Regions from separate parts of the Homo sapiens genome. Here all the other regions are linked to region 1. The links are chromatin loops, found by intact Hi-C in ENCODE. Cell type or tissue: PC-9. All regions are shown on one strand. Region 1 has its middle 30 kb from the start of PARD6B. Region 2 holds the start of RIPOR3-AS1 (RIPOR3 antisense RNA 1). Region 3 has its middle 9.9 kb from the start of PARD6B. Region 4 overlaps RIPOR3 (RIPOR family member 3).

What was found. A loop is a pair of places that touch in the nucleus more often than their neighbours do. Peaks named below come from ENCODE experiments on the same cell type or tissue, not always from the same donor. Only the 100,000 strongest peaks of a DNase experiment are listed, where the experiment ranks them.
Region 2: it touches region 1 in a loop (4-fold over the local background); 5 of 110 quality-filtered maps call a loop at or near these places.
Region 3: a loop joins it to region 1, with 1.8 times the contacts of the local background. A loop is called at or near these places in 4 of 110 quality-filtered maps.
Region 4: it touches region 1 in a loop (8-fold over the local background); 8 of 110 quality-filtered maps call a loop at or near these places.

The regions. Positions count from the first base shown.
Region 1 is chr20:50,757,696-50,765,695 of GRCh38, reverse strand. No RefSeq gene overlaps it. Among named protein-coding and RNA genes, the nearest start is that of PARD6B, 30 kb to the right of the region's middle. In PC-9, no CTCF peak of the experiment used is centred here; DNase peaks (open chromatin) are centred at 1,375, 2,715, 3,065 and 3,935; H3K4me3 peaks cover 1,508 bases; H3K27ac peaks cover 6,692 bases.
Region 2 is chr20:50,641,942-50,649,941 of GRCh38, reverse strand. The region is part of intron 1 of RIPOR3 (RIPOR family member 3); the gene reads left to right. It overlaps RIPOR3-AS1 (RIPOR3 antisense RNA 1), which reads right to left and starts at 4,471. Exons shown (of 3, transcript NR_111906.1): 1 at 4,449-4,471; 2 at 4,056-4,244. RefSeq lists an enhancer at 4,863-5,444. In PC-9, no CTCF peak of the experiment used is centred here; DNase peaks (open chromatin) are centred at 3,017, 4,201 and 7,241; H3K4me3 peaks cover 679 bases; H3K27ac peaks cover 4,021 bases.
Region 3 is chr20:50,717,691-50,725,690 of GRCh38, reverse strand. No RefSeq gene overlaps it. Among named protein-coding and RNA genes, the nearest start is that of PARD6B, 9.9 kb to the left of the region's middle. In PC-9, a CTCF peak has its summit at 4,973; a DNase peak (open chromatin) is centred at 590; H3K4me3 peaks cover 453 bases; H3K27ac peaks cover 2,847 bases.
Region 4 is chr20:50,653,923-50,661,922 of GRCh38, reverse strand. The region is part of intron 1 of RIPOR3 (RIPOR family member 3); the gene reads left to right. RIPOR3-AS1 (RIPOR3 antisense RNA 1) reads right to left here. Exons shown (of 3, transcript NR_111906.1): 3 at 1,632-2,057. Among named protein-coding and RNA genes, the nearest start is that of RIPOR3-AS1, 12 kb to the right of the region's middle. In PC-9, CTCF peaks have their summits at 2,880 and 3,083; DNase peaks (open chromatin) are centred at 432 and 2,882; H3K4me3 peaks cover 849 bases; H3K27ac peaks cover 4,408 bases.

The sequences.
Region 1 (8,000 bases):
GTTATCTCTGAATAGTAATTATTTTTTCTAAAATTTCTCCTAAAATCACATATTACTTCTGTGGGCACACAGCTTCCTTAACTGATTTACTTTTCTTACACAATATTTATATGTACAAATATACATTTTTCCTTCCCAGTTATGTCTCTGAAGCTCTGAGTTAAACCTTAAGGCCCAGACATGAATACAAAAAGCCCTGGCCGGGCGCGGTGACTCACAGCTGTAATCCCAGCACTTTGGGAGGCTGAGGCAGGTGGATCACGAGGTCAGGAGTTCAAGACCAGCCTGGCCAAGATGGTGAAACACGATCTCTACTAAAAATACAAAAAATTGGCCAGGTGCAGTGGCTCACGCTTGTAATCTCAGCACTTTGGGAGGCCGGGGCGGGCAGATAATGAGGTCAGGAGTTCGAGACCAGCCTGACCAACACTGTGAAACCCCGTCTCTATTAAAAAATACAAAAATTAGCTAGGCATGGTAGTGGATGCCTGTAATCCCAGCTACTCGGGAGGCTGAGGCAAGAGAATCACTTGAACCTGGGAGGTGGAGGTTGCAGTGAGCCAAGATTGTGCCATTGCACTCCAGCCTGGGCAATAAGAGTGAAACTCCATCTAAAAAAAAAAAAAAAAAATTAGCCGGGCATGGTGGTGGGCACCTGTAGTAGTCCCAGCTACTTGGGAGGCTGAGGCAGAGAACTGTTTGAACCCGGGAGGTGGAGGTTGCAGTGAGCCGAGATGGCGCCACTGCACTCCAGCCTGGGCGACAGAGCGAGACTTCGTCTCAAAAAACGTACAAACAAAAAAAGTCCTGCCTATAATTTTTATTTTTGTTGCCTTTGATAAAAACATCTAGGAATGAGTACTCAACAAGGAAAAGGTAAAAACAATTAGCCTTAGGAAGAAAAGAGTAAAAATAAGCACAATGGCAGTCTACCAAGGAGACACGGTGGTTCCGTGTTCTGAGAACCCCTAATTGAGAGCGAACTGCTGGCCTGGAAATGGGTGTCGACTCAGGAATGAATTATGTATGACCACTGTTAAATATTTTATCCATCCTTTTTTTTGAGACTGAGTCTCGCTCTGTCACCCAGGCTGGAGTGCAATGGCGCGATCTCGGCTCACTGCAACCTCCGCCTCCCAGGTTCTAGCGATTCTCCTGCCTCAGCCTCTTGAGTAGCTAGGATTACAGGCATGCACCACCACACCCGGTTAATTTTATCTATCCTTAACCATTATTTGTCTTCACAAAGCAAATAAGGAAAGAAAAAGAAAATACCCACACCATAAGCATTATCAGCTTTGTCATCTCTCCTCCACTGCAAAACAGCCACACAAACTCTCCTGAAGAGGACAAACTCTAACCAGGTTTGAAATACGAGACCACTGTGGCACTACGACTGAGGAATGTCAAGGTGGCGTTGCCTCCTCTGTCAGGTTTGTCATCCTTCAAAATCATGAACATTTTGCTCTACAGAACCTGCTGGTCTAAAAACCACATGGGCAGGCACCGTGGCTTAAGCCTGTAATCCTAGCCTTTTGGGAAGCTTGAGCGCAGGAGTTCAAGACCAGCATAGGCAACATGGTGAGACCTGGTCTCTACAAAAAATTTAAAAATTAACCAGGCGGCCGGGCACGGTGACTCATACCTGTAATCCCAGCACTTTGGGAGGCCAAGGCTGGTGGATCACCTGAGGTCAGGAGTTCAAAACCAGCCTGACCAACAAGACGAAACCCCGTCTCTACTAAAAATACAAAAATTAGTCAGGCGTGGTGGCATGCGCCTGTAATCCCAGTTACTCGGGAGGCTGAGACAGAGAATTGCTTGAACCTAAGAGGCGGAGGTTGCAGTGATCTGAGATAGTGCCACTGCATTCCAGCCTGGGCAACAGAGTAAGACTCCATCTCCAAAAAAAAAAAAAAAAATTAGCCAGGCAGGGTGGCACATGCCTGTGGCACACGGCTACTCAGTAGGCTGAGGAGGAAAGATCGCTTGAGCGCAGGAGGTCGAGGCTGCAATGAGCCGTGTTATTTGTGCTGCACCCAGCCTGGGTGACAAAGCAAGACTATTTCAAAAAATAAAAATAGGCCAGGCACAGTGGCTCACGCCTCTAATTCCAGCACTTTGGGAGGCTGAGGTGAGTGGATTGCTTGAGCACAGGAGTTTGAGACCAGCCTGGCCAACATGGTGAAACCCCATCTCTACTAAAAATACAAAAATTAGCCGGGTGTGGTGGCAGGTGCCTGTAATCCCAGCTACTTGGGAGACTGAGGCGCGAGAATCACTTGAGCCCAGGAGGTGGACGCTGCAATGAGCCAAGGTCACGCCAGTGCACTCCAGCCTGGGCGACAGAGTGAGACTATCTAAAAAAATAAAATTAAATAAAAATAAAAATAAACTGCGTGGTTTATGGATTCTTGGTGACGCCCAGGCAAAGGGGGCTTGTATCCTCCTGGTATCCACACAGTGAGTGGTGAAGGACAGCTGGGATAGCTGAGGCCTGGTCAAGGGCTGATGTCGCCCATTCAGCCTCTCCCGTTTGGCCAGCTTCCCGGCCATTCTGCCTGCTCTCCTGGCGCGTCTCCCTTTACCGTTTATTTTCTCCCTCTCTGCTGGCCCTGTCTGCTCGGCTGTTGGAAACACATGCCAGCCCTACTGGGCATGGGCCCTGTGAACATGAGCCAAGGCACCCTGGGGGTGGAGGAAGGACACTGAGGCCAGCTCACCAGAAGAACCCTGATGTGTTGCAATTGAATTGCAGAGGTTTATAAACCTCTTGCCTTCAAAAGGGGACTGAAAAATTATTACAGTTTGTCATTTTCTAGTGGGATTTGTTTGTAATCACTGTTCCCATATTGTCTGGCGTTGTGTATATGCGTGTGCTCTAGAAGTTTAATTTCACATCTAGGCAGATCAGGTGTGTGTGTGTGTGTGTGTGTGTGTGTGTAAATGCATATGCCCAGTTTAAAATCAACTAGTAGAAAGTCATGTGGAGGCCAGGCACAGTGACTCACGCCTGTAATCCCAGCACTTTTGGGAGGCTGAGCCAGGCAGATTGCTTGAGCCCAGGAGTTTGAGACCAGACTGGGCAACATAGTGAAACCTCACCTTTACAAAAAATACAAAAATTAGCCAGGCGTGGTGACACATACCTGTAGTCCCAGCTACTCAGGAGGCTAAGGTGTGAGGTCACTTGGACTCAGGAGTTTGAGGCTGCAGTGAGCCATAATCACACCACTGCACTCCAGCCTGGGCGACAGAGCAGGACCTTATCTCAAAAAAAAAAAAAAAAAAATTGGGGTGAGGGGAAGAAAAGAAAAAAAGAAAATTAGCCGGGTGTGATGGCTCATGCCTGTAGTCCCAGCTACTTGGGAAGCTGAGGTGGGAGGATTGCCAGAATCCTTGAGTTCGAGGTTGCAGTGAGCCATGATCGCACCACCGCCCACGAGCCTGTGTGGGAGACGGCAAGCCCTTGTCCCTTTAAAAAAAAAAAAGTGTGTGGGTGTGTATTTTTAAAGTCAAGGAGCTTTTTCCACATTTTCTTGTTTCACCAGGTAAGGATTCAAACAATTGAAATCAGCATTCTTTGTAAATTACCCTATGTGGATTGTTGCTCCTGAGAATGACTGATTTGAGATTCTTGGTGATTCTAGGGTTCGTCACTGGTCCACCTGAGAAGTGACACCGTTCAGCGTTGCTGTACTCAGGCAGTCATCATCAGTGGCATTACTGGAAGGCCTATGTTCTAAGTCTCTCCTTGAATTCCTCCTTACCCGTGCATGTACTTACCAAGTTAATGATTTAGTTTCTGAGTCACTAAGCATACACATTTTTGCCTGAGTCATTTTGGGTTCATACCTGAGACAGCAGCTGAAGCCCTCTGGGAATGCAGGAGAAAACCTGATATGCAACTTACCTACCATTTATTGAAGGGTATCACATGCTGGCAGAGAAGCAGCCTGGGAACAAAACTCTTATGTTCTATAAGAACAGTGCTGGGTTTGAATGTAACCTGCTTCAGGTCTTAGAAACAATGGTATGAATGCTGTTTCCTTGTAGTTGCAAGCATTGCTAAGAGACTGAGTGAAAGAGGAATGCTGTGCTGATACAATCTGGGGGGTGGAACCATTAGTCAAATTCTAGCCTTTCTTGTCCTTTCTTCTGGTAGATAACCTAGCGCAAAAACTCCGCCTGGAGTTTTCAGACGCTCACTTTCTGCACACATAGAAGGATTTGTGTGAGGAGTTACTGGCTTTGATCAAAATTGCAATTCTGATGAATCAGATTTTACCAATTTAGGAAGGGGGATTCTCGGCCAGGAGCGGTGGCTCATGCCTGTAATCCCAGCACTTTGGGAGGCCGAGGTGGACGGATCACGAGATCAAGAGATTGAGACCATCCTGGCCAACATGGTGAAAGCCCGTCTCTACTAAAAATACAAAAATTAGCTGGGCGTGGTGGCACGTGCCTGTAGTCCCAGCTACTCGGGAGGCTGAGGCAGGAGAAGTGCTTGAACCCAGGAGGCAGAGGTTGCAGTGAGCCCAAGATCTTGCCACTGCACTCCAGCCAGGGCAGAAGAACGAGACTCCGTCTCAAAAAAAAAAAAAAAAAAAAAAAAGGACATTTCTTATGAAAATCTGGATAAGCAGGGCCGGGCGTGGTGGCTCACGCCTGTAATCCCAGCACTTTGGTAGGCTGAGGCAGGTGGATCACCTCAGGTCAGGAGTTCAAGACCAGCCTGGCCAACATGGTGAAATTCCATCTCTACTAAAAATACAAAAAATTAGCCGGGCATGGTTGCAGATGCCTGTAATCCCAGCTACTTGGGAGGCTGAGGCAGGAGAATCGCTTGAAGCTGGGAGGCAGAGGTTGCGGTGAGCCAAGATTGTGCCATTGCACTCCAGCCTGGGCAACAAGAGCAAAACTCAGTCTCAAAAAAAAAAAAAAAAAAGTTATAAGAGCTGACAACACTGGGCCCACACATACCCAAATGACAACCATCGAATGTGGTGGCCCCTGCCTTGCTGGGGGCGGGCATCTCCTGTTTACCAGCCCCACCTGCCCTGCCCCACTCTGGCCCTTTGGGCATTTGAATTTGCAACCTCCTCTCTGAGACCCATGGTCCTATCATTTCTATACTTTGAAAGTAATAGGATTTGAAACTGCCATTTCAGATTGAAGTTTATATTGCATTTATATATTCTTTATATATTCAATTTATGTCAGATTTATTTCATATATATATATTTTTTTCTTTTCTTTTCTTTTCTGTTTTTTAGAGACAAATCTTGCTCTGGCCCAGGCTGGATTGCAGTGGCATGATCATAGCTCACTGCAGCCTCAAACTCCAAGGCTCAAGCAATCCTCCTGTCTCAGTCAGCCTCCTGAGTAGCTGGGACTACAGGTGTGCACCACCATGCCTGGCTAATTTAAGAAATTTTTTGTAGAGATGAGGTCTTGCTATGTTGCTCAAACTCCTGGGCTCAAGTGATCTGCCCATCTCAGCAGATGTATTTAAAATAGAATCAAAATAAGCAATAACACTTGAAAACAGAAGTCCTAGTATAGTCGCTGTCAGGAGTTTTAAGTTTTTCCTTTAAAGGTAGAACACTGCCACTGGTCTCTGTATTTAATTTCCACCATTTTCCTTTGATAGAGCACTGCTCTCTGTCCCCAATTTACTTTGTGCAGGACATTTTATAAAAAATGTGTTCCCAAATACTCTAAATCTACAAGGCAGCAGGAGCATTGCTTGAGGCCAGGAGTTCGAGACTAGCCCAGGCAACATAGTGAGACCCTGTCTCTCCGAAAAATATTAGCTGAGTGTGGCGGCACGCATCCATAGTCCCAGATACTCAGGAGGCTGAGGTGGGAGGATTGCTTGAGCCCAGGAGTTTGAGGCTGCAGTGAGTTATGATTGCACCACTATACTTCAGCCTGGTAACAGAGCGAAGAAAAAAGAAAAAAAGCTGCAAGTGATACCCACTGTGTTCCCTCCCCTGTAGTTCTTCCTCTTTCTTGTGGTAACAGAACCCTGATCCCTGATTTTTTTTTTTTTTTTTTTTTGAGATGGAGTTTTGCTCTTGTTGCCCAGGCTGTAGGGCAGTGCTGCAATCTCGGCTCACTGCAAACTCTGCCTCCCGGGTTCAAACGATTCTCCTCCCTCAGCATCCCAAGTAGTTCGGATTACAGGCGTCCGCCACCATGCCTGACTAATTTTTGTATTTTTAGTAGAGACAGGATTTCACCATATTGGCCAGGCTGGTCTCAAACCCCTGACCTCAGGTGATCCACCTGCCTCAGCCTCCCAAAGTGCCGGGATTATAAGCGTGAGCCACTGCACCTGGCTGATCCCTGATTTTTCTTTAGGGGACCATCCCTCCCTCAATAGGTCCAGAATTGGGCCCATGACCCAGACTAGGACAATTAGGAGTTATAGGGATTGGGTTAGGGATGGGCACATGACTGAGACAGGGTCAGTGAGGGTGGTCTCTGGGCTTTGGCTGTCACCATGGGGGAAGACAGGCTCCCTGCCAGGTGGTTGGTAATGTGACGGAATGTTGCCAGGGTTGCTGGAGGCCATCTTTGCCACCATAAGGAGGGACTTGGCCTAAGGGAAAAAAGGTAACAGGGGAAAACAAAAGCAAGAAATGGAGAGGGATTCCAGTTTGTGCTGTAAAATAATACAGTAGCCACTGTCTACATGTGGCTATTAACATTTAAATTAATTAAAATGACATGTAATTTGAAATCCAGTTTCTCAGTTGCACTAGCCACACCTCAAGTATGCAGCAGCCACATGGGGGCTAGTGACTCCCCTCTGGACAAAGCAGAAAATTCTATCAGATGGCACTGTGTCCGATCTGTGCTGAAATCTTAGCCCTGATTTTTCAGTTACACGAGCCAATCCATTCCTTTGAATCTAAGTTAGACGTCAATTGGAGTTAGGTGTATTCACAAGCCAAAGAATCCCAAGGCAACATCCTCCCACTCTGAACACTCTGACTACTGACCAGCCCCATTAGTCACAGATTTAGGTATCATTTGGGTGCTTTCTTTTCATTCAGACCAATGCCAGAGAAAGTCATTACTGAGTTCAGAAATGTGGTTAAGCAAAGGACATTCGAGAATACTGGTGCCAGGTCACCATTTTCTATTGTTTCTTCAAAAGGAAAACAATCAAAGATGCGGAACACATGGATATAGAAAACACATGTCTTTCATCTGGATCCATTCAGGTTTTCTTTTTCTTTTTCTTTTTTTTTTTTGAGACAGAATCTAGCTCTGTCATCCAGGCTGGAGTGCGGTGGCACGATCTCGGCTCACTGCAACCTCCACATCCTGGGTTCAAGCAATTCTCCTACCTCAGCCTCTTGAGTAGCTGGGATTACAGAGGGCTGCCACCACAACCCAGCTAATTTTTCTATTTTAAGTAGAGACAGGGTTTCGCCGTGTTGGCCAGGCTGGTCTGGAACTCCTGACCTCAAGTGATCTGCCCCCCTCAGCCTCCCAAAGTGCTAGGATTACAGGTGTGAGTCACTGTACCTGGCTCCATTCACGTTTTTAATGAGCACAAGAATAATTAGAACATCTCATTTATTTTTTGAGACAGGGCTTTCTCTGTCACCCAGGCTGGAGTGCAGTGGCACTCATAGCTCACAGCTCACTGTAGCCTCGACCTCCTGGGCCCAAGCGATCCTCCCACCTCAGCCTCCTCAGTAGCTGGGACCACAGGTGCATGCCACCATGCCCAGCTAGTTTTTGTATTTTTTGTAGAGACGGGGTCTCCCTATGTTGCCCAGGCTGCTCTCGAACTTCTAGGCTCAAATGATCCTTCCACCTCAGCCTCCCGAAGTGCTGGGGTTACAAGCATGAGCCACCAGACCTGGCAATATATTTTATTTTATTTTTTCCAAATCACTTCTCACTTGATAAACCAATATTGAATCAAACTGATATGATGTACCTGTTGACATGGTGAAATAAAGATATAACATCACCTA
Region 2 (8,000 bases), 120 kb after region 1:
GTACAGCTCAGACAGGAGACTGCCTAGTTAGCCCGGCTGGGGCTGGAGCCCAGATCTTTTGACCCCAGGCCAGGGCTTTTGGCGCCCAGATCATCCCCTGCCCCCATTGGAAGCCTCAAACCTCATTACCGTCCTTGGAAGGGGGCAAAGTATCTGCTTCCAGCCAGCCTAGCCCTCAGGGAGCGCTTCCCTGTAAACTCACCCCATTGGGTCATCCAAATGGCTTTTACAGGAATTGCCACTGGGCTGAGCGAACCTCACCTCATTAAGCAGGAAAAGCAATAAAGCCTGAGGGCTGCAGAATCAGAATAGTTCCTGGGCAGGAAGGGCCCAGTCCCTGTGGGTGGGGGTGGGGGACAGGCAGGCTGGGCCAGGCCTGGCTGCATGGCCAAGACCAGGGGTCCATGCTCTCCAGAGGGAAAGTGTCAGGACTGTCACCATTGTCCCACCTCTGAGTGTGCCAGGCATCCTTCCCAGGGGCCTACATCTTTTCTTTTTTTTGAGATGGCTTGCTCTGTAGCCAGGTTGGAGTGCAATGGCATGATCTCAGCCCACTACAAACTCTGCCTCCTGGGTTTGAGCGATTCTCCTGCCTCAGCCTCCCGAGTAGCTGGGATTACAGGTACCCACCACCACCCCTGGCTAATGTTTGTATTTTTAGTAGAGACGGGGTTTCGCCATGTTGGCCAGGCTGGTCTCCAACTCCTAACCTCAGGTGATCTGTCCATCTTGGCCTCCCAAAGTGTTGGGATTACAGGTGTGAGCCATTGTGCCCTGCCTCTAATTCAATACCGTCATATCCTTATAAGAAGAGGAAGAGCTGTGAAGACAGAGACACTGGGAAGCACCATGGGACAACAGAAGCAGAGATTGGCGTCATGCAGCTACAAGACCAGAAATGCCAAGGATTGGTAGCCATCACCAGAAGCTAGGAAGAGGCAAGGAAGGATTCTTTCCTAGATCCTTTAGAGCAAGGGTTCCCAACCCCTGGGCCATGGACTTGTACTTGTCCATGGTCTGTTAGGAACTGGGCCACATAGCAGGAGGTTAGCAGCAGGCAGGTAAGCGAAGCTTCATCTGTATTTAGAACCACTCCCCATTGCTTGTGTTACCTCCTGTCTGATCAGTGGAGGCGTTCAATTCTCACAGGAGCACGAACCCTATTGTGAACTACGCATGCGAGGGATCTCGGCTGCATGCTCCTTATGAGAATCTAATGCCTGATGATCTGTCACTGTCTCCATCACCCCCAGATGGGACCATCTAGTTGCAGGAAAACAAGCTCAGGGCTCCCACTGATTCCACATTATGGAATGTGAGTTGTATAATTATTTCATTATATATTACAATGTAGTAGTAGAAATAAAGTGCACAATGAATGTAATGCACTTGAATCACCCCAAAACCACCCACCCAACCCCCACCCTGGTCAGTGGAAAAATTGTCTTCCACAAAACTTGTCCCTGGTGCCAAAAAGGTTGGGGACCGCTGCTTTAGAGGGAGCATGGCCCTGCCGACACCTTGATTTGGACTTCTAACCTCCAGAACTGCAAGACAATAAGTTTCCCTTGTTTGAAGCCACCCAGTTTGTAGTATTTTTTTTTTTTTTTACAGCAGCCCCAGGAAACCATAGAGTACCCTGGATTTTTTTCTTTCTTTTTTTTAGAGATGGAGTGTTGCTATTGTCACCCAGGCTGGAGTGCAGTGGCATGATCTCAGCTCACTGCAACCTCTGCCTCCCAGGTTCAGGCAATTCTCCTGCCTCAGTCTCCCGAGTAGCTGGGATTACAGGTGCCCACCAACACACCCAGCTAATTTTTATATTTTTAGTAGAGATGGGGTTTCTCCATGTTGGTGAGGCTGGTCTAAAACTCCTGACCTCAGGTGATCCACCCGTCTTGGCCTCCCAAAATGCTAGGATTGTAGGCATGAGCCACCGCGCCTGGCCACTACCCTGGATTTTAACCTTAGCAGCACAAAGTGGTAGGATAAGCTATAAATTATATTTTGTGTTTTCCTTTTAATGAAGAGAAAAAGAGCAAGTCCTCGCAACTGAAAGTAACTGTAAGATAATTTCAGTGGCTTCCAATGTATAGATGAGGAACTGGAGGCTCAAAGAGGATAAGTGACTTGTCCAAGGTCACATAGTGAGAATGAGGTGGCCGGGTGCGGTGGCTCATGCCTGTAATCCCAGCACTTTGGGAGGCCGAGGCGGGTGGATCACGAGGTCAGGAGATCGAGACCATCCTGGCTAACACGGTGAAACCCTGTCTCTACTAAAAATACAAAAAATTAGCCGGGCATGGTAGCGGGCGCCTGTAGTCCCAGCTACTTGGGAGGCTGAGGCAGGAGAATGGCGTGAACCCGGGAGGCGGAGCTTGCAGTGAGCCGAGATTGCGCCACTGCACTCCAGCCTGGGTGACAGAGCAAGACTCCATCTCAAAAAAAAAAAAAAAAAAAAAAGAGAATGAGGCAAAGGCTAGACTTGAACTTCTGTTGACTCCAAGGCCTCTGCTCACCTCTGTGTCAGTCTGTGGGTGTGTATCTCACAGGTTATTGGCATGTCTGCAAAGAGTCCCAAAATCCTGGTCCCCAGACGTCACTTTTCTTTTTTTTCTTTTGAGATGGAGTTTCGCTCTTGTCGCCTAGGCTGGAGTACAGTGATGCGATCCTGGCTCACTACAACCTCCGCCTCCCGGGTTCAAGTGATTCTCCTGCCTCAGCCTCCCAAGTAGCTGGGATTACAGGCGTCCGCCACCACGCCTGGCTAATTTTTGTATTTTTAATAGAGACAGGGTTTTGCCATGTTGGCCAAGCTGGTCTTGAACTCCTGACCTCAAGTGATCCGTCCGCCTCGGCCTCCGAAAGTGCGGATTACAGGTGTGAGCCACCACGCCCGGCCCCCTTTTCTTTTTCACATGAGCTCAAAACTTAGTACTGTCCTTTTTCTTATGGGAACTACCTATGCTAGCCACATTTCCTGTAATATGAGCCCCTATGAAGCAAGCCTTCTTTCCCTGGTGATCTTTATTACAAAATTGGAGATGCATTCCCAACGAAATCATCTCCCAGTAGACCCAAGCAAGAATGTTTGGCAAATAAGAAATTAATTAATAAACAGCTTGTAGTACACAAACTTTAGTGTCTGCCTGGAATATTTTGCAACACTTTTGGAAACTCTAGAATTACAATCCCAGCACAAGCTGTTTATTTCAGGCTGTTAGGCCACATACATATCTCATATGCTTGAGAATCTAGTGACTCCACTCTGAGCATCAGGAATGGAGCCCCTGTTCCTTTTGTGTGGGCATTTATAGTGGCTGGTAGAGCAGGGTTGCAATACCTGGGGAGACCAGGAGGGGGTCTGCTTCCAACAGGAAATGGATTTAAGGCTAAAGGTTCTTGAAATTCAAGGCTTTGGGTTCTAGAAAATAAGTCTGTTCCTTTGGGAGGAAATCCACTTTCCTCATGATGTAGGTTAACCATCTGACTTAAAGTTGCTCAGTCCTGGGCCACGCACAGTGGCTCCCACCTGTAATCCCAGCACTTTGGGAGGCCCAGGAGGGTGAATCGCTTGAGCTCAGGAGTTTGAGACCAGACTGGGCAACATCACAGCAAAACCCTTTCTCTAACCAAAGATACAAAAATTCCCCTGGCATGGTGGTACACACCTATGGTCCCGGCTACTCAGGAGGCTGAGGCAGGAGGATCACTGGAGCCTAGGACATTGAGGTTGCAGTGAGCTGTGACCGCACCACTGCACTCCAGCCTGGGCGACATAGTGAGAACCTGTCTATAAATAAATAAATAAATACATAAATACATGAAGTTGCTCAGTCCTGGGAATGGAACAAAGAAGATGTGAAAAAAAATCTGACTTTTCTGCCTCCCTGCATAGATCCTGCCCCAGGGAGGCGCTTTAGCTGGGGTCAGAGTGCCTGGAACAGTCTCCCTCTCCAATAGGCACCAGGATGAAAAAGAAACTGCATATTTCACTGTCAAAAGAAAAACCAGAACAGCAGGCCGGCTTGATGTGTCTCTTGTAAATTGTTTACCTCTGGAGGACCAGATGGCTCATCTCTTGTTGAACCCTTGACCACTTCCCGTGCTGTTAACAGCCTCCACTAGCAAACAGACCCGGCTCCACCGGCTCACGTGGCTGTGCGGGAGTCCCAAGGCCGGCTGGCCTGTGGGGAGTTGTGGGCATTCCAGAGGGTTGACTCAGCAGTCCTGGGCTCCGGATGCTTGAGGAAATGCAAGACAGGAAGGATCTAGGTTAGGCAAATGGTCAGGTGTGGCAGGGATGGACAGCAGCTGGAGGGAGCGGGGATGGGCTTGAACTGCGCATGCCCACAGGGTTCCCAGTGCCCTTAGGCTATGGCCCTAGCGCCTCACCCTTCTAACGTAGGGTCCTTCTAACGTAGTCCCCATTCACCTCACTCGCTCACCTCTTACCACTCAGATGCCTTTGAATGTCAGCCTCTCCCCCGGCCCCACCTCGCCCTGGCTACGTGTTGGGTGGAGTGGGAGAGGCCGCATCTCCCTGCTGCCTTACAGACCTGGGAGAATCCGCAGACACAGGATGGATTGCGAACAGGCTCTGTCCTATGACATGAGCTGGCTGTGATTTATTTTTGAGGGATAGGAACGGGACACAACGGTGCTCCTGCCTTCCTGGGCAGGGGTAGCGAGCTTTTGGCCGTCCCTGCCTGGGCTCCATCCTTAGACACCACAGAACAAGGCCTCTCTGGAGCTGGCTGCTGGGATTTTTTTGTAAACTACTGTATAATAAGAAATGGGGGCCAGGCGCAGTGGCTCATGCCTGTAATCCCAGCACTTTGGAAGGCTGAGGCAGGCGGATTGCCTGAGGTCAGGAGTTTGAGACCAGGCTGGTCAACATGATGAAACCCTGTCTCTACTAAAAATACAAAAAAATTAGCTGGGCTTGGTGGCGTGTGCTTGTAATCTCAGCTACTCGGGAGGCTGAGGCCGGGGAACTGCTTGAACCACGGAGGTGGAGGTTGCAATGAGCCAAGATTGCGCCCCTGCACTCCAGTCTGGGTGACAAGAGCGAAACTCCGTCTCAAAAAAAAAAAATAAAAAATAAAAAATAAATAAAAGGGCTGGGTGCAGTGGCTCACACCTGGAATCCCAACACTTCGGGAGGTTGAGGTTGAGGATCGCTTGAGCCCAGGAGTTTGAGAATAGTCTGGGCAACATGGTGAAACTCCGTCTCTACAAAAAAAAAAAAAAAAAAAAAAAAAAGCAAACAAAAAAAAACAAAACAGAAATTAGCCGGTCATGGTGGCACATGCCTGTAGTCCCAGCTACTCAGGAGACTGAGGTGGGAGGATTGCTTGAGCCCGGGAGGCAGAGGTAGCAGTGAGCCAAGATTGCACCACTGCACTCCAGCCTGGTGATAGGGCCAGATCTTGCCTCAAAGAAAAAAAAGAAAAGAAAAGAAATATGTACCAATCCAGGTTATAAAAAGTATTTCATGTTTATATTAAACAAATTAATGCATTTAACATGTATACATGTGCTCCTTGAGAAACTAAAGTGGTAATTTGTTTCTGTGCACAAGAAAAGACTAGAATTAACATATCTATTTTAGCAGTTATAAAATACTGTTTTTAGTGTCAAAAATGTGCCTTAAGAATTTTCGGTTGGGGTCAGGTGCAGTGGCTTATGCCTGTAATCCCGGCGCTTTGGGAGGCTGAGCTGGGAGGATTACATGAGGCCAGGAGTTCCAAACCAGCCTGGGCAATATAGTGACAAACTAAGGGACATTTTTATTTTTTATTTATTTTTAAATTTTTTTAGAGATGTGGTCTCATTCTGTTGCCCAGGCTGGAGTGCAGTGGCACAATCCTGGCTCACTGCAGCCTTGAACTCCTGGGCTCAAGAAATCCTCCTGCCTTAGCCTCCCAGCTGGGTGCGGTGGCTCACGCCTGTAATCCCAGCACCTTGGGAGGCTGAGGTGGGCGGATCACGAGGTCAGGAGATCGAGACCATCCTGGCTAACACGGTGAAACCCCATCTCTACTAAAAATACAAAAAATTAGCCGGGCACAGTGGCGGGCGCCTGTAGTCCCAGCTACTTGGGAGGCTGAGGCAGGAGAATGGCAGAATGGCGTGAACCCGGGAGGCGGAGCTTGCAGTGAGCCGAGATTGCACCACTGCACTCCAGCCTGGGCGACAGAGTGAGGCTCCATCTCAAAAAAAAAAAAAAAAAGAAAGAAAGAAAGAAATCCTCCTGCCTTAGCTGGGACTACAAGTACATACCACCATGCTCAGCTAATTTTTCAACATTTATTTTTAATTAAAACAATTTATTTATGAGTGACCATGACCCAAGACATAGCCTCAGGGGGTCCTGAGAACATGTGCCCAACTTTTTTTTTCACTTCTTGTAGAGATGGGTCTCTCTGTGTTGCCCAGGCTGGTCTCAAACTCCTGGCTTTAAGCGGTCTTCCCACCTCGGCCTCCCAAAGTGGTGGGATTTGGCCAGACATGGTGGCTCACAGCTGTAATCCCCACACTTTGGGAGGCCAAGGCGGGAGGATCACTTGAGGTCAGGAGTTTGAGACCAGCCTGGCCAAGATGGTGAAACCCCAACTCTACTAAAAAAAAAAAAAAAACACACACAAAAATTAGCCTGGCCTAGTGGTGCACACTTGTAGTCCTAGCTACTTGGGAGGCTGAGGCGGGAGAATCACTGGAGCCTGGAGGCAAAGGTTGCAGTGAGCCAAGATCCAGCCACTGCACTTCCGCCTGGGCGACAGAGCGAGACTCCATCTCAAAAAAAAAAAAAAAAGTGCTGAGATTACAGGCTTGAGCCACTGCATCCAGCCCTGATGGACATTTTTCTATTCTTTTTGGGTTTTTTTTTTGAGATGGAGTTTCGGTCTTGTTGCCCAGTCTGGAGTGCAATGGTGCAATCTCGGCTCACCGCAACCTCTGCCTCCCGGGTTCAAGCAATTCTCCTGCCTCAGCCTCCTGAGTAGCTGGGATTACAGGCATGTGCCACTACGCCCGGCTAATTTTGTATTTTTAGTAGAGACAGGGTTTCTCCATGTTGGTCAGGCTGGTCTCGAACTCCTGACCTCAGGTGATCTGCCCGCTTTGACCTCCCAAAGTGCTGGGGTTACAGGCGTGAGCCACAGCACCTGGCCTCTGATGGATTTTTTTTTTTTAAATCACTGTGGTAATCATGTGGGGCAGAGGGTGAGAGGGAGGCAGAGATTGGTCCTGGCGAGCAGGGGTGGAGGCAGGAAGGAGGGGACAAATTCACGGTATTTCTGAGGAGCAGTGGAATCTCTTGACTAAGGCCTCATGGGGGGAGGGGGGAGATGGAGACATACCCTGGGGGACTTTGCAGCCTGGCTGGGAAGACAAGCTTCTCCCCCAGGGAATTAAACACCAGTGGTTAACAGATTAGCAACTTAATCTTAGAGACCAGAAAGCAGTTTCCAAATTGTAAAACACAGAAGGAAAACCTGTGACGGATTTGGCCACATAAGTATTTGAAGCTTGTATCTCTCTCCCTGTTTCTCTCTCTCTCACACACACACACACACACACACACACACACACCCACAGAGAACAATTTAAGATTAAAAGGTGAGGGGCTGGGAGAAAACTGAGAAAGGATGGTCATCTAGGATTTATCAGCCGCTCCCAGCAATCAAGAAGAAGAAGGCAGATAACTGGACAAAGGAATAGGCACTGAAAATTCCCAGAAGAGGAGATTGGGAAGCCGGTAAACCTAAGGAAATGTGCTTAATCTCATTAGGAATCAGGAAAATGCAAAGTAAACAAAGCCCCACCCCTAAGAGTAGTAGCCAAATGTAAAGGAGGGAAGTGGGAGCAGGAGGAGCCTCTCCCCCTGGGATGGGGAGGAGCCGGCCAGGTTCTGCGGAAGCAGAAGGGGGTGGGTGTACTACTGCCATGGCGCAAACACACATCCAAGGGCTCTGCAGGGGGCCCCACCCTTACCC
Region 3 (8,000 bases), 40 kb after region 1:
AACAAAACAAAACACAACAAAACAAAAAAAGACAGGGTCTCACTATGTTGCCCAGACTGTTCTCGAACTCCTGGACTCAAGCAGTCCTCCCACCTTGGCTTCCCAAAGTGTTGGGATTACAGGCACGAGCCACTGCACCCGGCCCCATGTAGTATTCCAGATGTTAAGGAAATTGTAGTGTTAAAAAAAGACAAAATCCTGGAGCTGACATTTGCAAATAAATGAATTTAAGTATATAGTGTGTAAGTGATAAGAGCCATGGAGGAAAATAAAGCTGGGAAGTGGGATGGGAGGCCTGAGGTGGTGGAGTGAGGAGTGGAGGGAGAAAGAAAATTTAAAATAGGGTAGCAAGATGGCTTCTCTGGGACATTGGAGGTGAGAAAGTGATCCTTGTGTTTCTGCAGGTTTAGGGGGCCGGGACTCAGGATGGGGCGTGAGGATTAAGGGAGATAAAGCTCACTTGGTGCCTGGCACACAACAGGGCTCAGAAAGCACCAGCTGCTATTTTAAGCTATTACTCAGTGCTAAGGCCAGGGGATGAAAGGAGAAGAGTGGGAGCAGCAGAGAGAGAATGACTAAGTCAGCCCCGGGGCAGGGGGGGTCTGGAGTGTTTCACGGGTGAAGTGACTTAGTGCTAGGGCTGAAGAATGAGTAGGAGTTTGCTAGAGGCACGGAGGGGAGGAGGCATTCCAGGAGACAGAGCTTCACAGGCAGTGGTGTGGGGGCAGGGAAAGAACATGGTGTATTCCCCAGCCAGCGCGTAGAGCGTGGGTGTGCGCTGGGTGGGGGCCCTCTCTGGAGATTGGGACTGGAAAAGTAGGTGGGAAGCAGATTGAGAAGGGCCTCGGAGGCCATGGTGCAGAGTTTATGCTGGGAGACTCCACACATTTAAAACTGGGGAATGAAAGAATCAGATTTGTGTTTTAATAACATCTACTGAGGAGGCAGGCAGTGGGGCAGCAAATTAGTGAGACTTGCAAGGAAGGCTGTGATTAAATGGCCAAATAAGTGGTGTGGCCTGGGGGGTTTAGGGAGGAGGGAAGGCATCCATTCATGTATTTTTTCATTCATTCAGCACATATTTATTAAGGTGTAGCTAAGAGCCAGGCACAGGCTAAATGCCCAGGTTACAAGGGTGAGAGACAGTCAGCAAGTGCACCAATGTGGGGTGGAAGGAGAGGCTGGGTGGGGACTGCAGGGGACCAGAGCTTCCGCCCCGCAGAAGGGACTCACCTCCAGTCCATATGGCTCCAGCTGCGTGGGAAGGAGGGCTTTGAAGTGGGCAGATCTGATTCTTTAAGAGAGGCTGGATGGTTTTTGTTTGTTTTTTTCAGAGACAGGGTCTTGCTCTATTGCCCAGGCTGGAGTACAGCGGTGCAATCATAGCTCACTGCAGCCTTGAAACCCTGAACTCAAGCAATTCTCCCACCTCAGCTTCCTGAGCAGCCAGGACTACAGGCGTGTGCCACCATAACTGGCTAGTTTTTTATATTTTTTTGTAGAGATGAGATCTCACTATGTTGCCCAGGCTGGTCTGGAACTCCTGAGCTCAAGCGATCCTCCCTCCTCGGTCTCCCAAAATGCTGGCATTACAGGTATGAGCCACTGCATCCAGTTAGAGACTGGACGTTTTTATGTGAAACTTCTTGATTTTTAAATGTTGGCAACTAATCAAACAGGGTACAGTGAGTGAAATGAGTGGAGCAAGTGTGTGTGTGTGTGTGTTGTGTGTGTGCTTGTGTGTGTGCATCCATGCACGTGTACATGCCTTTGCTTAGACAGAGGCATGAGCCACTGTACCCGACCAGGCCTGGAGCTTGGAGTGAAGGAGAAGAATGGCTTAAAATGAGACTGAGGCCAGACATGGTGGCTTACGCCTATAATCCCAGCACTTTTGAGAGGCCGAGGAGGGCAGATCACTTGAGGTCAGGAGTTCGAGACCACCCTGGCCAACATGGTGAAACCCCATCTTTGCTAAAAATACAAAAATTAGCCGAGCGCGGTGGCACACACCTGTAATCCCAGCTTCTTGGGAGGCTGAGGTGGGAGGATTGCTTGAACCCGGGAGGTGGAGGTTGCAGTGAGCCGAGATTGTGCCACTGCACTCCAGCCTGGGTGACAGAGCAAGACTCCATCTCAAAAAAAAAAAAAAAAGAGAGAGAGAGAGACCGACCATGGCCAGATCATGCAGCCTCTTGCAGGCTATGACAAGGACATTGAATTTTATTCTGAGGTCATTGAGAAGCTATCTTGGAACAATTAGAAATAATTTTAAGATCTGTGGCATCTGAATCAGACCTAGATGATGGGAGAAAAGGAAGAGGTGTTCTGGGCAGGAGAATGGCAAGAACAAAGGTTTGAGCAGAGGTTGATCAAGGTGAGGACAGTGAGGCAGGCTGTTCACATGGAGGGATGTAAAGACAGTGGGAAGCCTTGGGAGATGACATTTGAATGGGGAGGCTGGCGCCATTTTATAGAGATCATCGAGGCAAGATCTTTAGTCTCTTCCAGATTTTATCTTGTAGGCCAGAGTGTCCCAAATGTGACTGAGGAAAAGAATTGTCTTGGGTGCTTATTAAAAATGCAGATTCCAAGCGCCTCTTCTGTGATCTCATGTCTGGTAGTCTGGAGCGGGGCCCAGGAAACCTATAATTATTATTATTTTTTGAGACAAGGTCTCACTCTGTCACCCAGGCTGGAGTGCAGTTGCACAATCACTACTCACTACAGTCTCGCCCTCCCAGGTTCAAGCAAGCCTCCTACCTCAGCCTCCTGAGTAGCTAGGACTACAGGTGTGCGCCTCCACACCGGGCTAATATTTTGTATTTTTTGTACAGATGGGGTTTCACCTTCTTGCCTAGGCTGGTCTCAAACCCGTGGGCTCAAGCAATCCACCTGCCTTGGCCTCCCAAAGTGTTAGAATTACAGACGTGAGCCACCACACCTAGCAGGGAACCTGTAATTTGGACTGTCATCCTGGTGATCCTTATCTCAAGCAACTTTAGGAAATACTGATGTAAGTATTCAGGTGTCATCGCAGGTTTTTGACCCGGGAGTCAGAAATTGGTGTGTTAAGACAGATTTGAGGAAAGAGAGCTGCAGGCAGGCCTGCATTTGAAGAGGCCCTTGGAAGAGGAACTTGCACAGAATGTGAAGGTCTGGACTTAGGCTGTGGAAGGGAACTGTATTTGTTTTTTGTGTGTGTTTTGTTTTGTTTTTGAGACAGAGTCTTGCTTTGTCGCACAAGCTGGAGTGCAGTGGCTTGATCTCAGCTCACTGGAACCTCTGCCTCCTGGGTTCAAGCAATTCTTGTGCCTCAGCCTCCTGAGTCGCTGGGATTACAGGCGTGCACCACCGCGCCTGACTAATTTTTGTATTTTTCGTAGAGAGAGTTTCACCATGTTGGCCAGGCTAGTCTCGAACTCCTGACCTCAAGTGATCTGCCTGCCTCGGCCCCGCAAAGTGCTGGGATTACAGACGTGAGCCACTGCGCCTGGCCAGGAAGTGTATTTGTTCACAAAGTACCACACGCTGGGTGGCTTAACACAACACAATTTTGCTGTCTCACAGTTCTGGAGGCCAGAAGTCTGAAATCTATGTATTGGCAAGGTTGGTTCCTTCTGGAGGCTCTGAGGGACAGGCTGTTCCGTGCCTCTCTCCCAGCCTCTGTGGCTGCCAGCAATCACTAGTGTTCCTTGACTGGCAGCCGAATCACTCTGAGCTCTGCCTCCATCATCACATGCATCACGTGGTGTTCTCTCTGTGTGTGTGTGTCTGTCTGTCTGTCTGTTTCTGTGTCTATTTTTATAAGGGCACCAGCGATTGGATTTAGGACTACTCTAATGACCTAATTTTAATTTTTTTTTTTTTTTTGAGGTGAAGTCTTGCTCTGTCGCCCAGGCTGGAATGCAGTGGCATGATCTCGGCTCACTGCAACCTCCACCTCCTGGGTTCAAGTGATTCTCCTGCCTCAGCCTCCTAAGTAGCTGGGACTGCAGGTGCTTGCTACCACACCCAGCTAAATTTTTGTGCTTTTAGTAGAGATGGGGTTTCGCCATGTTGGCCAGGCTGGTCTCGAACTCCTGACCTCAGGTGACCTACCCACCTTGGCCTCCCAAAGTGCTGGAATTACAGGTGTAAGCCACCATGCCAGGCCTGACCTCATTTTAGTTTTATTACATCTGCAAAGGCCCTATGTCCTAATAAGTTCTCACTCCCAGGTACTGGAGATTAAGACTTTAACCTATCTTTTTGGGGAACACAATTCAGTCTACAACAGGAACATACTGATGGAGTAATAATCAAAATTCTTCTATAATACTGATCACAGTGGCTGGGAACACTGTGCTATGCATTTCACAAGCGTTCCATCCTCACAACTATTTGGTGTTAATACACCATGTTTATATTGTTCAAAAAAAAGAAGAGCAGGCCGGGCACGGTGGCTCACGCCTGCAATCCCAGCACTTTGGGAGGCCAAGGCAGGCGGATCACGAGGTCAGGAGATCTAGACCATCCTGGCTAACACAGTGAAACCCCGTCTCCACTAAAAATACAAAACATTAGCTGGGCGTGGTGGCGGGCGCCTGCAGACCCAGCTACTCGGGAGGCTGAGGCAGGAGAATGGTGTGAACCCAGGAGGTGGAGCTTGTGGTGAGTCGAGATGGTGCCACTGTACTCCAGCCTGGGCAACAGAGCAAGACTCCATCTCAAAAAAAAAAAAAAAAAAAAAAGAAGAGCAGACTGAGTCTTGAAGAGGTGAGGCTTCCTGCTCAGAGCCTTGTCATCAAGGCAGAAACTTGTCCAGAAAGCACAGTTGAGGCAGGAGAAGGAAGAGGAAACAGAATAGTGAAATGCTTGGAGCAAGGACTCTGGAGTCATACTTGGGTTCAAGTCCTGATTCTGCCACTAGGGGAAGTGAGCTGGCCTTCCTGACTCAGTTTCTTCATCTGTAAAATGGGGATAATAATGGTACCTATTCCTTGGATTTTTCATAAGGATCCAATGAGATATTTTTAAGGGGTTTGATATAGTGCCTAGTATTATACATAGTAAGCTCTCAAAAAATTGTCACTATAATTCATATTATTCAACTATTTGGGTGTTTTTTTTTTTTTTTTTTTTTTAGAGACAGTCTCACTCTGTTGCCCAGACAGGAGTGCAGTGGCACAATCACAGCTCACTGCAGCCTTGACTTCCCAGGCCCAAGCGATCCTCTCACCTCAGCCCCCCAAAGTAGCTGGGACCCCAGGCATGTGCCACCATGTCCACCTAATTTTATTTATTTTTTTGTAGAGATGGAGTCTCACTATGTTGCCCAGGCTGGCCTCAGCTCCTGGGTTCAAGCGATCCACCTGCCTCTGCCTCCCACAGTGCTGGGATTACAGGCAGGAGCCACCACACCAGGCTCTTCAACTATTAAGAGACAGAGGAGGAGTGGACAGATAAGCAAAAACCATTGTGGGCATTCACGCAAGGGGAGGAGACTATTATCATCCCCATTTTAACCTTTAAGTTACGTGTCGCCTGAAAATTGAGGAAGAAGAAAAGTCTGAAGGATTTGTTGAAAAGCTCTTTGCCTGGCACTTAATAAATTCTCTTAATGGCTGTCCCGTGACTGGCCAGGACATGTATTTGGAACTTTGGGAAACAAGTCAGTGTAGTGATAGGAATAAAAGGCATATCATGGGCCCCTGCAGAGTGGATATTGAGGAAATGAGGACCATAGTTACAAATGGCAAGGAATCAACCATGGCTGGAGGCAGCCACGAATAGAAACAGAAAAGATGAAGGAGCATTAAAATGTGCAGGTGTTGGCCAGTCGTGGTGGCTCATACCTGTAATCCCAGCACTTTGGGAGGCTGAAGCAAGCAGATCACAAGGTCAGGAGTTCAAGACCAGCCTGGCCAATACAGTGAAACCCCGTCTGTACCAAAAATACAAAAAATTAGCCGGGCATGGTGGCAGGAGCCTGTAATCCCAGCTACTTGGGAGGCTGAGACAGGAGAATTATTTGAACCTGGGAGGTGGAGGTTGCAGTGAGCCAAGATCATGCCCGGGCGACAGTGGGAGACTCCGTCTAAAAAAAAAAAATGTGCAGGTGTTGTTTCTAAAGGTACATGTAGGCTGGGCTTGGTGGCTCATGCTTGTAATCCCAACACTTTGAGAGGCCAAAGTGGGAGGACTCCTTGAGCCTAGAGGTTCGAGACCAGCCTGGGCAACACAGTGAGACCCCATCTTAATTAATAAATAAAAAATTATTTTAAAATTAAAAACAGATAAATAAAATAAAGGTACATATACACTCTCATTTCATCTTTTTTTTTTTTTTTTTGAGATGGAGTCTAACTGTCACCCAGGCTGGAGTGCAGTAGTGCCATGTCGGCTCACTGCAACTCCCGCCTCCTAGGTTAAAGTGATTATTGTGCCTCAGCCTCCTGAGTAGCTGGGATTACAGGCACGTACCACCATGCCTAGCTAATTTTTATATTTTTTGGTAGAGACAGAGTTTCACTATGTTGGCCAGGCTGGTCTCGAACTCTTGACCTCAAGTGATCCGCCCACCTCGGCCTCCCAAAGTGCTGGGATTACAGGCACGAGCCACCACACCCGGCCTCTCATTTCATCTTAAGGTGATGGGCACATATCAGTTTGCTTGTGACTTTCCCAGTTATAGTCCTGAGAGTCCCAAGAAACCTTCCAGTCCCTTGTATACCCTATTTTATCTTCATCAAAACATATGGATTTAGGTACTGTTATCATCCTCAATTTATAGATTGGAAATAAAGGCACAGAGACGTTAAATAGCTTGGCCAGCATCACACAGATAAGTGGCAGAGCTGTGTGGTATTGAAACCCAAGCAGTTGGGTTCCAGAGTCCTTACCCTTTTATATTGCCTTTTTTATGGTCAAATGAATTTCTATTATTAGTTTAAAACTTTCTTCCTTCACGAAATACATCATTTTATTTGGGACCAGAAAGCTTGCCTGTGTCTTTTTCCTCCTGCCCCGAGATAATCCTACAGGTAAAAAGTCAGTTAAGAGTCAGGTTGCAATGCTTGTTGGCTTCCAGGAGCCTTCTAGAAACATGATATCCTCCCGGGGATCTGCCCCACAGCCCCAGCGTCTGATCCGAATTCCTCATGGGAATTTTTAAGGAGGAGGAAGAGTGGTTAACCATGGAGAAGAGTTTCCAAAATGAAAATAAACCAATAAACAACATGACTTGTTAACGGAGATCCAGTGACTTCGCCTTTTTAAGTTCAACACGAAGGCGGGGAGAACGAAATCATTTATAGAACTCTTATCTCCCCCAGGAGATATTTAAGAAGTGAACATATTTTCTGAAATTTAAAGGAATGCCAAGTTTATGTAAAATTATACCAATGATGACAGAAGCTTGAGAACAACAACAAAGCCAGCCAGAGTTGATGCCCACGCTTTCAGGCTGAGAAACACAGAAGAGGACAGAAGAGGGCAGCATGAACGTCATGCAAGTGGGGTGATGGGGAGCAAGGCAGGGAGTCTCTCTGAGCTGGGAGAGCTTGGACAGGGGACCTCACCTTTCTGGCTCTCTAAAATTAGATGCAGGGCCAGGCACAGTGGCTCACACCTGGAATCCCAGCACTCTGGGAGGTCAAGGTGGAAGGATCACTTGAGCCCAGGCGTTTGAGACTAGCCTAGGCCACATAGTGAGACCTCATCTCTGCAAAATTAGCCAGGTGTGGTAACACACACTTGTATTCCAAGCTCTTCGGGAAGCTTAGGTGGGAGGATCACTTGAGCTTGGGAGGTCGAGGCTGCAGTGAGCTGTGATCATGTCACTGCACTCCAGCGTGGGTGACAAGAGGGAGAGCCTGTCTCAAAAATAAATAAATAAAAAGTAAAATAAAATGAGACACTGAGAGTAGCTACTCCAAAGAGTTGTACTAAGAATTCTACCAAACTGGGTGTGGCGGCTCACACCTGGAATCCCAGCACTTTGGGAAGCTGAGGAGAGG
Region 4 (8,000 bases), 100 kb after region 1:
ATCAGCCCCATGTTCAAATCCCAGTGCCGCCACTGCCTGCCTGTCGAGTGAATGTGATTCCTCCCACGGTTGGCTGAACTGGCTATGGACAGCAGCTGTCCTGCGCGGGACCCCAGGGGAAATGGAAAACATATCTCTGCCCCAGGCCAGCTTCCCCTTCTCTCCCAGGCCCCGACCTGCCCTTTAGACTCAGGAGTCCTGGCTTCACCCTTTGTCCGGACCTTCAAGAGACAACACAACTCTGATAACAGCAGTTCCGAGGCTGAGAAGGGGTTGTCGTGGGGACAGCGTGTTCCTGCAGCTAAGCCTTAACCTCTTTGCCTCTCCTCAGAATGCTTCAGACCAGGAAAGGGGAACTTGTCACTTGGGACTTGCAGGGACACTGTTTTGAAAGTAAACTCTCCCAAAGAGCCTCTGCCTGCTTTAGGGAGGAATGTTTGTTTGGGTTCTATGAATCAGAAACCTACTCTACCAATTTCAGGTTAAAAAAGGATGTGTCACAAGGCTATGGAGATGTTTATTTTCTTTTGGTTATTAAAAACATGTTAGGCTGGGTGTGGTGGCTCATGCCTGTAATCCCAGCACTTTGGGAGGTAAAGACAGGAGGATTGCTTAAGCCCAGGAGTTGAAGACTGGCCTGGGCAACATAGTGAAACTGTGTCCCTACAATTTTTTTTTTTATTTTTTAAGACAGTCTCGTTCTGTTGCCCAGGCTGGAGTGCAGTGGCGTGATTTTGGCTCACTGCAACCTCCGCCTCCCGCGTTCAAGCGATTCTCCTGCCTCAGCCTCCCGAGTAGCTGGGATTACAGGCATGTGCCACCACGCCCAGCTAATTTTTGTATTTTTAATAGAGACAGGTTTTCACCATGTTGGTCAGGTTGGTCTTGTACTCCTGACCTCAGGTGATCCACTCACCTCGGCCTCCCAAAGTGCTGGGATTACAGGCATGAGACACCGCACCCGGCCTCTACAAAATTTTTTTTTTTTAATTAGCCAGGTGTGGTGGTTCCTGTAGTTCCAGCTACTTTGAGGGCATAGGTGGGGGGTGCTGAGGTGGGAGGATCCCTTGAGCCCAGGAGGTCGAGCCTACAGTGAGCTGTGTTTGTGCCACTACACTCTAGCCTGGGTGACAGAGCAAGACCCTGTCTCAAAAAAAAAAAAAAAAAAAAAAAGGTAAATCCCAGAAAACCCAATGACACTAATTTAAAGGAAGATTCTTTGGTTCGTGTAATGGAAAGTTCGGGGGTAGTGCTGTGATTTGGATAGGGGGTGTTTGTCTCCACCAAAACTCATGTTGCAATTTGATCTCCACTGTGGCAGTGTTGGGAGGCGGGGCCTAGTGGGAGGTGTTGGGCTATGGAGGTGAATCCCTCATGAATGGCTTGGAAGTGCTACCCTCTCACCAGTGAGTGAGTTCTTGCTGTCACTCTCGTGAGACTGAATTGGTTCTCCATCTAACTCATTGCTGTGAGAGTGGGTTATTATAAAGCTATGATGACCTTCAGGTTTTCCCCTTTTTTGCAGTCTCCCTTCTGTTTTCCCTTTTCCTGCGTGTGGTGATGCAACGTGCAAGCCCTTGCCAGAAGTCAAGGCCATCCCTTTAAATGTCTCAGACTGCAGAGCTATAAAATGAAATAAGTCTCTTTTCTTTATACATTACCCAGTTGCAGGTATTCTTTTATAGCAACACAAAATGGACTAAGACAAGTAGAGTGGGTTTCAGGTGAAGCTTGATCCAGCCACTTAGCTCTATCACTGGGATCCAGAATCCCACAGCACCTGCTCCTCTTTCTATATGGACGTACTCCCCAGAATGACCACCCCACATCCAGGTATCCATCACCTTTTAGCTCAAGTATCTGGACCAACAGGAACATCCTGTGTCTCTTGATTCACGTTTCTGAGGGAGGGAATCCAGTACCCAGGCTCATCCTTTTGGGGCATGTATCTGAACTCATGTTCGTGGCCAGTGAGTGAATGGTCTCTCCGGGGTCCGGTGTCCATAGCTTGTTCAGTCATCAGTGGCCAGACCATGTGGGTCACGTGCCTCCTCCACCTGATTGGAGATAGGGTGTCTGAGAAGGGGTCACAAACAGGTCAGTCACCCCAATACCTTCCCAGAGAAGTCAGGACTCAGCTGGTGATTATCCGAGGACCCCATAACTCCTCCCTGGCCTGGAAACCACCCAAAGAGGCCTATTTTGGTCTTAATTTGTAATTTTGGGAGAATTTTAAGTTTGGTTCTGGTTAGAATTTTTTTTTTTTTTTTTTTTTGAGACGGAGTTTCGCTCTTGTCACCTAGGCTGGAGTGCAATGGTGTGATCTCGGCTCACTGCAACCTCTGCTTCCAGGGTTCAAGTGATTCTTCCGCCTCAGCCTCCCGAGTAGCTGGGATTACAGGTGCCTGCCACCACGCCTGGCTAATTTTTGTATTTTTAGTAGAGATGGGGTTTTGTCATGTTAACCAGTCTGGTCTCAAACTCCTGACCTCAGGTGATCCACCCCCTTCAGCCTCCCAAAGTGCTGGGATTACAGTTGTGAGCCACCGCACCCGGCCCTGGTTAGAATTTTCATGCCTGGATATTTCCTGATGTTTTGTTTCTGGTTCATTCAGGAGGAGAAATTCAGACTTCGGTTCAGGAAATGGTTTTAATCACTGTCCCCAAGAAATCGGCCAACAAGCACATGTGTCCACCATCAGGTGGAAAACCCAGAATCATTTTCAGATGGCTGTTAACCAGCGGCAGGGTGGCTTCTGCAAGCAAATGCTGCATTATTATTTTTTTTCTTTCATACCAGGAAAAGGGTTTTATCTTCAAAACAATGTATCCACGTCACTAATCGGTCTGGAAGAACTTGTTTGGCCAAATTTAGAATCCACAATAAGGTCAGAGAGAATAAATTTAGAACTGAACTCTGAGCTCTCAGGGCCAACAGTTCCGTTTGGCACTGGGTACTTGCTAACTCCATCTGCCACCTAGAGCTTGATTGTATTTCCCCTTTACCTCCCAGGTCCACCAGAATTTGCAGGATAACGTAGCCTTGGAGAGTAAGACCTGGCATCTAAACCTGTCTTCACCATTTATAAGCTATGTGACTCTAGGAACGTGTTTCATCTCTCTGAGCCTTAGTTTCATCATCTTTTAAAGAAGGCTGGAGGGTAATAATAACATCTTATAAAATAACATGTAAAGATTGATTATAATTTTTTTTTTTTGAGACAGAATCTCGCTCTGTTTCCCAGGCTGCAGTGCAGTGGGGCAATTACAGCTCACTGTAACCTTGATCTCTTGAGTCTAATCAATCCTCCCACCTCAGCCTCCTGAGTAGTAGGCATATACCACCACACCTGGCTAATTTTTAAAAAGTTTTATTTTGTAGAGATAGGATCTCACTCTGTTGTCCAGGCTGGTCTCAAACTCCTGGGCTCGAGCGATCCTCCCACCGTGGTCTCCCAAAGTGCTGGGATTACAGGTGTGAGCCACCTCGCTCAGTCCAACCATTCTGATTTCTGTCTCTGAATTTGAGTATTCTAGGAACCTCATATAAAAGGATCATACATCACTTGTCCTTGTGTGATGGGCATATTTTCTTATCATAATGTCTTCATGGTTCATCCATGTTGTCGTATGGGTCAACATTTTCTTCCTTTTTAAGGCTGAATAATATCTCATTGCATATATACACACCACATTTTGTTTATCCATTCATCTGTCAATGGACATTTGGGTCTCTTGCACCTTTTTGCTATGATGAATAATGTGGCTATGAATATAGATGTACAAATATTTGTTAGAGTCCCTGCTTTCGCTTCTTTTGGGTACATACCCAGAAGTTTGATTAAAACATTTTATGGAGGCTGGGTATGGTGTCTCACACCTGTAATCCCAGTACTTTGGGAGGCCGAGGTAGGAGGAGCACTTGAGCCCAGGAGTTTGAGACCAGCCTGGGCAATATACCGAGGCCCTGTTACTACAAAAAAATAAAAATAAAAAAAAATTAGCCAGGCATGGTGGTGCACCTGGAGTCCTAGCTACTTAAGAGAGAGGCTGATGCAGAAAGATCCCTTGAGCCCAGGAGTTCAAGGCTGTAGTGAGGTATGATCGCATCACTGCACTCCAGCCTGGGCAACAGGCAAGACCCTGTCTCTCAAAAAAAAAAAAAAAAAAAAAAGTAAAAGACATTTACCCTATGCTTGGCATGTAGTAAACACTCAACACATTGTAGCCAATAAAACTAGTATTAGAAAAATACTGGGTGAAATTTTTTTAATGCAGATTTAAGAATGAGATGTCATTTTGCCTGTCAAATTAACAACAACTAAAAGGTAATAATCCTCAATGCAGCTGGGATGTGGTAAGATGGGTTCTCTCTCTCTTTCTCTCTTTTTTTTTCTGAGAAGAGTCTCACTCTGTTGCCCAGACTAAAGTGCAGTGGTGTGATCTCAGCTCACTGCAACCTCCACCTCCCAGGTTCAAGCAATTCTCCTGCCTCAGCCTCCCAAGTAGCTGGGATTACAGGCACATGCCACCAGGCCTGGCTAATTTTTGTATCTGTAGTAGAGATGAGGTTTTGCCATGTTGGCCAGGCTGGTCTCGAACTCCTGACCTCAAGTGATCCACCTGCCTAGGTCTCCTAAAGTGCTAGGATTATAGGTGTGAACCACCATGCCCAGCCTCTCTCTTTCTTTGTGTGTGTGGAGAGATGGGGTCTCACTATGTTGCCAAGGCTGGTCTTGAACTCCTGGGCTCAAGTGATCCTCCCACCTTGGCCTCCCAAAGTGTTGGGACTATAGGCATGAGCCACCTCGCTTGGCCACAGGGTTCTCTCATACACATCTGTAGGTAATCTTTCTCGAAAGCAACTTGCAGTGCTAAGTATGGTATATCAAGGCTCTTGGAAGTGATCATACTATTTGACCAACAATTTAACTTCTGAGAATTCATCCTAAAGACAGAGCCTCAAACATAGACCAAGATTTGAGTCTGGAGGTGTTTATCACAGCAATCTTTATAATATTTCGGAAGCAACTTCTATTTCCATCCATAGGAAACGGTTTAAAAACTAATGTAGGGATGGGCCCCCAATGGACTATTTTGCAGTCATTAGAAATGCTTGTGAGTTGGCCGGGCACGGTAGCTCACGCCTGTAATCCCAGCACTTTGGGAGGCCGAGGTGGGCGGATCATGAGGTCAGGAGTTCGAGACCAGCCTGACCAACACGATGAAACCCCGTCTCTACTAAAAGTACAAAAATTAGCCGGGCATGGTGGTGGGTGCCTGTAATCCCAGCTACTCAGGAGGCTGAGGCAGGAGGATCATTTGAGCACAGACAGGAGTTTGAGGCCAGCCTGGGCAACACAGCAAGACTCTGCCTCTAAAATGAGGCAGTGAAACAGGAAACTGTATACGCTATACTGTTTTATGAAAAAGAAGATAAAAAATTGTATATATTTCTCCTATAAAATAGGTACCATTTGCATTTATTGTTGCTGAACCTTCACTAAGCTCTATATATACTTTCTCTTGTTTACTCCTCCCAACAATCAAAGAGGCAGGCACTATTATTACACCATTTGACAGATGAGGAAACAGAGGTTCCAAGTGGTGACATGATTCTCAGGGTTACACAGCCAGCAAGTGGCAGAGCTAGGATTCAAACCCAGGCCCCTCGACTCCAAAGAGTAGAAAAGGAAAGGACAGCCTGGCCAACATGGTGAAACCCCGTCTCTACTAAAAATACAAAAATTAGCCGGGCATGGTGATGCGGGCCTGTAGTCCCAGCTGCTCAGGAGGCTGAGGCAGGAGAATCGCTTGAACCCAGGAGGTGGAGGTTGCAGTGAGCCAAGATCGCATGCTACTGCACTCCAGCCTGGGCAACAGTGAGACTCCGTCTCAAAAAAAAAGAAAAAAAGAAAAAAAAAGGAAACAATTCTGCAGTCAAGCCTAACCTAACCATAGGAGTGATTTTTACTTTCTTCTTCATACTTGTATTTTTTTCCCAAACTGGGAGGAGGTAGAGGGAGCAATTTACTAGATAAAAAGGGAAAGAAACAATTGCTAGTTTCAAGCAGGCATCTTTGAAGATAAAACATGAAGGTCTCGTGCCTCATGCCACGAACTCAGTTCGTGTTCATCTTTTTTCTGGTTAAAGAAGAGCAGAGTGTCCTGGCTGAGTCTTTTGGCTGATTGCTTAATAATGGGAGGGTGTGCTGTGGACACACACACACACACACACACACACACACACACAGCCCACGCTAACCGAGACAGGAGGGAGACAAAACCCAGCAGTAGCCAAAACTCTGCTAGATCGATGCAGACTGTTACAGGCGCAGCTTTCCAAAAAGCAGAGCTCAGTGAAATAAATATTTTTCCTGTGAGAAGAGGCTTAAGTCGGCGATCTTAACAACCCCCCAATTCATTCCAGATTCACTCGGTGCAGCTGTCGTCAGCGCGCCCATCTTGATACACTTAGGATTGCTTGGTAACTGCAGTGAGCCCGTGTGTCTGGCTGCTTTCACCCACTGGGCAGTGTGCCCTGGGGCGCTGGGCAGGGGGACAAGAAGGAGTTTGTCCCTGGGGAACCCTATTCCCACCCCGTCTCAGCTCCCCACAACTTCTGGGGGTTTGTCACTTTGTTTCCCCTTGTAAAACCACTATTTAATCTAAACTGGAGGCCTGAGAACGCAACCTCTTCTTGGCAAAAGGCTCCATTCTCTTAGTCCTGGAGACAATATGCAGGAAGAATGTACAGTCAGGGACTCAGGAAACATACAAATGAAAAGTCTGGGTTACCTCAAAAAGCGGGAGCTTCGCTACCCAGGGAGAAATTCGTTGATGAGTTCATTTACTTGCTCACTCAACAATGGTTGGCCGGGTGCAGTGGCTCACGCCCATAATCCCAGCACTCTGGGGGGCCTAGTTGGGCAAATGGATGGCTTGAGGCCAGGAGTTTGAGACCAGCCATGGCAACATGGTGAAACCCCATCTCTACTAAAAATACAAAAAGTAGCTGGTGTGGTGGTGCGTGCCTGTAGTCCCAGCTACTCGGGGAGTTGAGGTGGGAGAATCACCTGAGTTTGGGAAGTTGAGGCTGCAGTGAGTGGTGATGGCACCACTGTACACCAGCCTAGGCAAAAGATTGAGATGCTGTCTCAAAAAACAAAAAGACAAAAAAACAAAAAAACCCCACCAAACACACACAAAAAGCAATGTTTAATTGAATCACCTCCTAAGTGTAAGATGTGGAACAAAGCTGATATAAGAGAGGACAAAGCCACTGGAGATACAGATTCATTCATTCGTTCATGGATGTTTGCTGAGTGCCTCCTATGTGTTAGGTCCTGTCCTCTTAGTGCTGGGGACTTAGCAGTGAACCACGCAGACAAAAACTCTGCCTCCTGGGAGCTTGCAGTGAGCCGAGATTGCGCCACTGCACTCCAGCCTGGGTGACAGAGCAAGCCTCCATCTCAAAAAAAAAAAAAAAAAAAAAAAAAACTCTGCCTCCTGGGAGAGTCATGAGGTCAGGAGTTCGAGACCAGCCTGGCCAACGGAGTGAAACCCCATCTCTACTAAAAATACAAAAATTAGTTGGGCATGATGGCAGGCACCTGTAGTGCCAACTACTTGGGAGGCTGAGGCAGGAGAATCACTTGAACCCGGGAGGTGGAGGTTGCAGTGAACCGATATTGCGCCACTGTACTCCAGCCTGGGAGACAAGAGAGAAATTTCATCTCAAAAAAAAAGGAAAGAAAAAGAAAAAACCCTGCTTCCTAGTACTTGCCCCCTAGCACTTCTAGTTGGGGTGACAAACACCAGACAAGGACAAGGTAATGTTTGGAATGTCAGATGGTATTAAATGCTAAAGAGAAAAATAAAGCAGGAAGAGGGAATTGGGAGACGGGGTCCCGGTGGTCACACTTACAGATAAGGGGCCAGGAAAGGTCTCATGAGAGGGTATATTGAAGTCACAACCTGCAGGAGATGAGGAGAGCGCA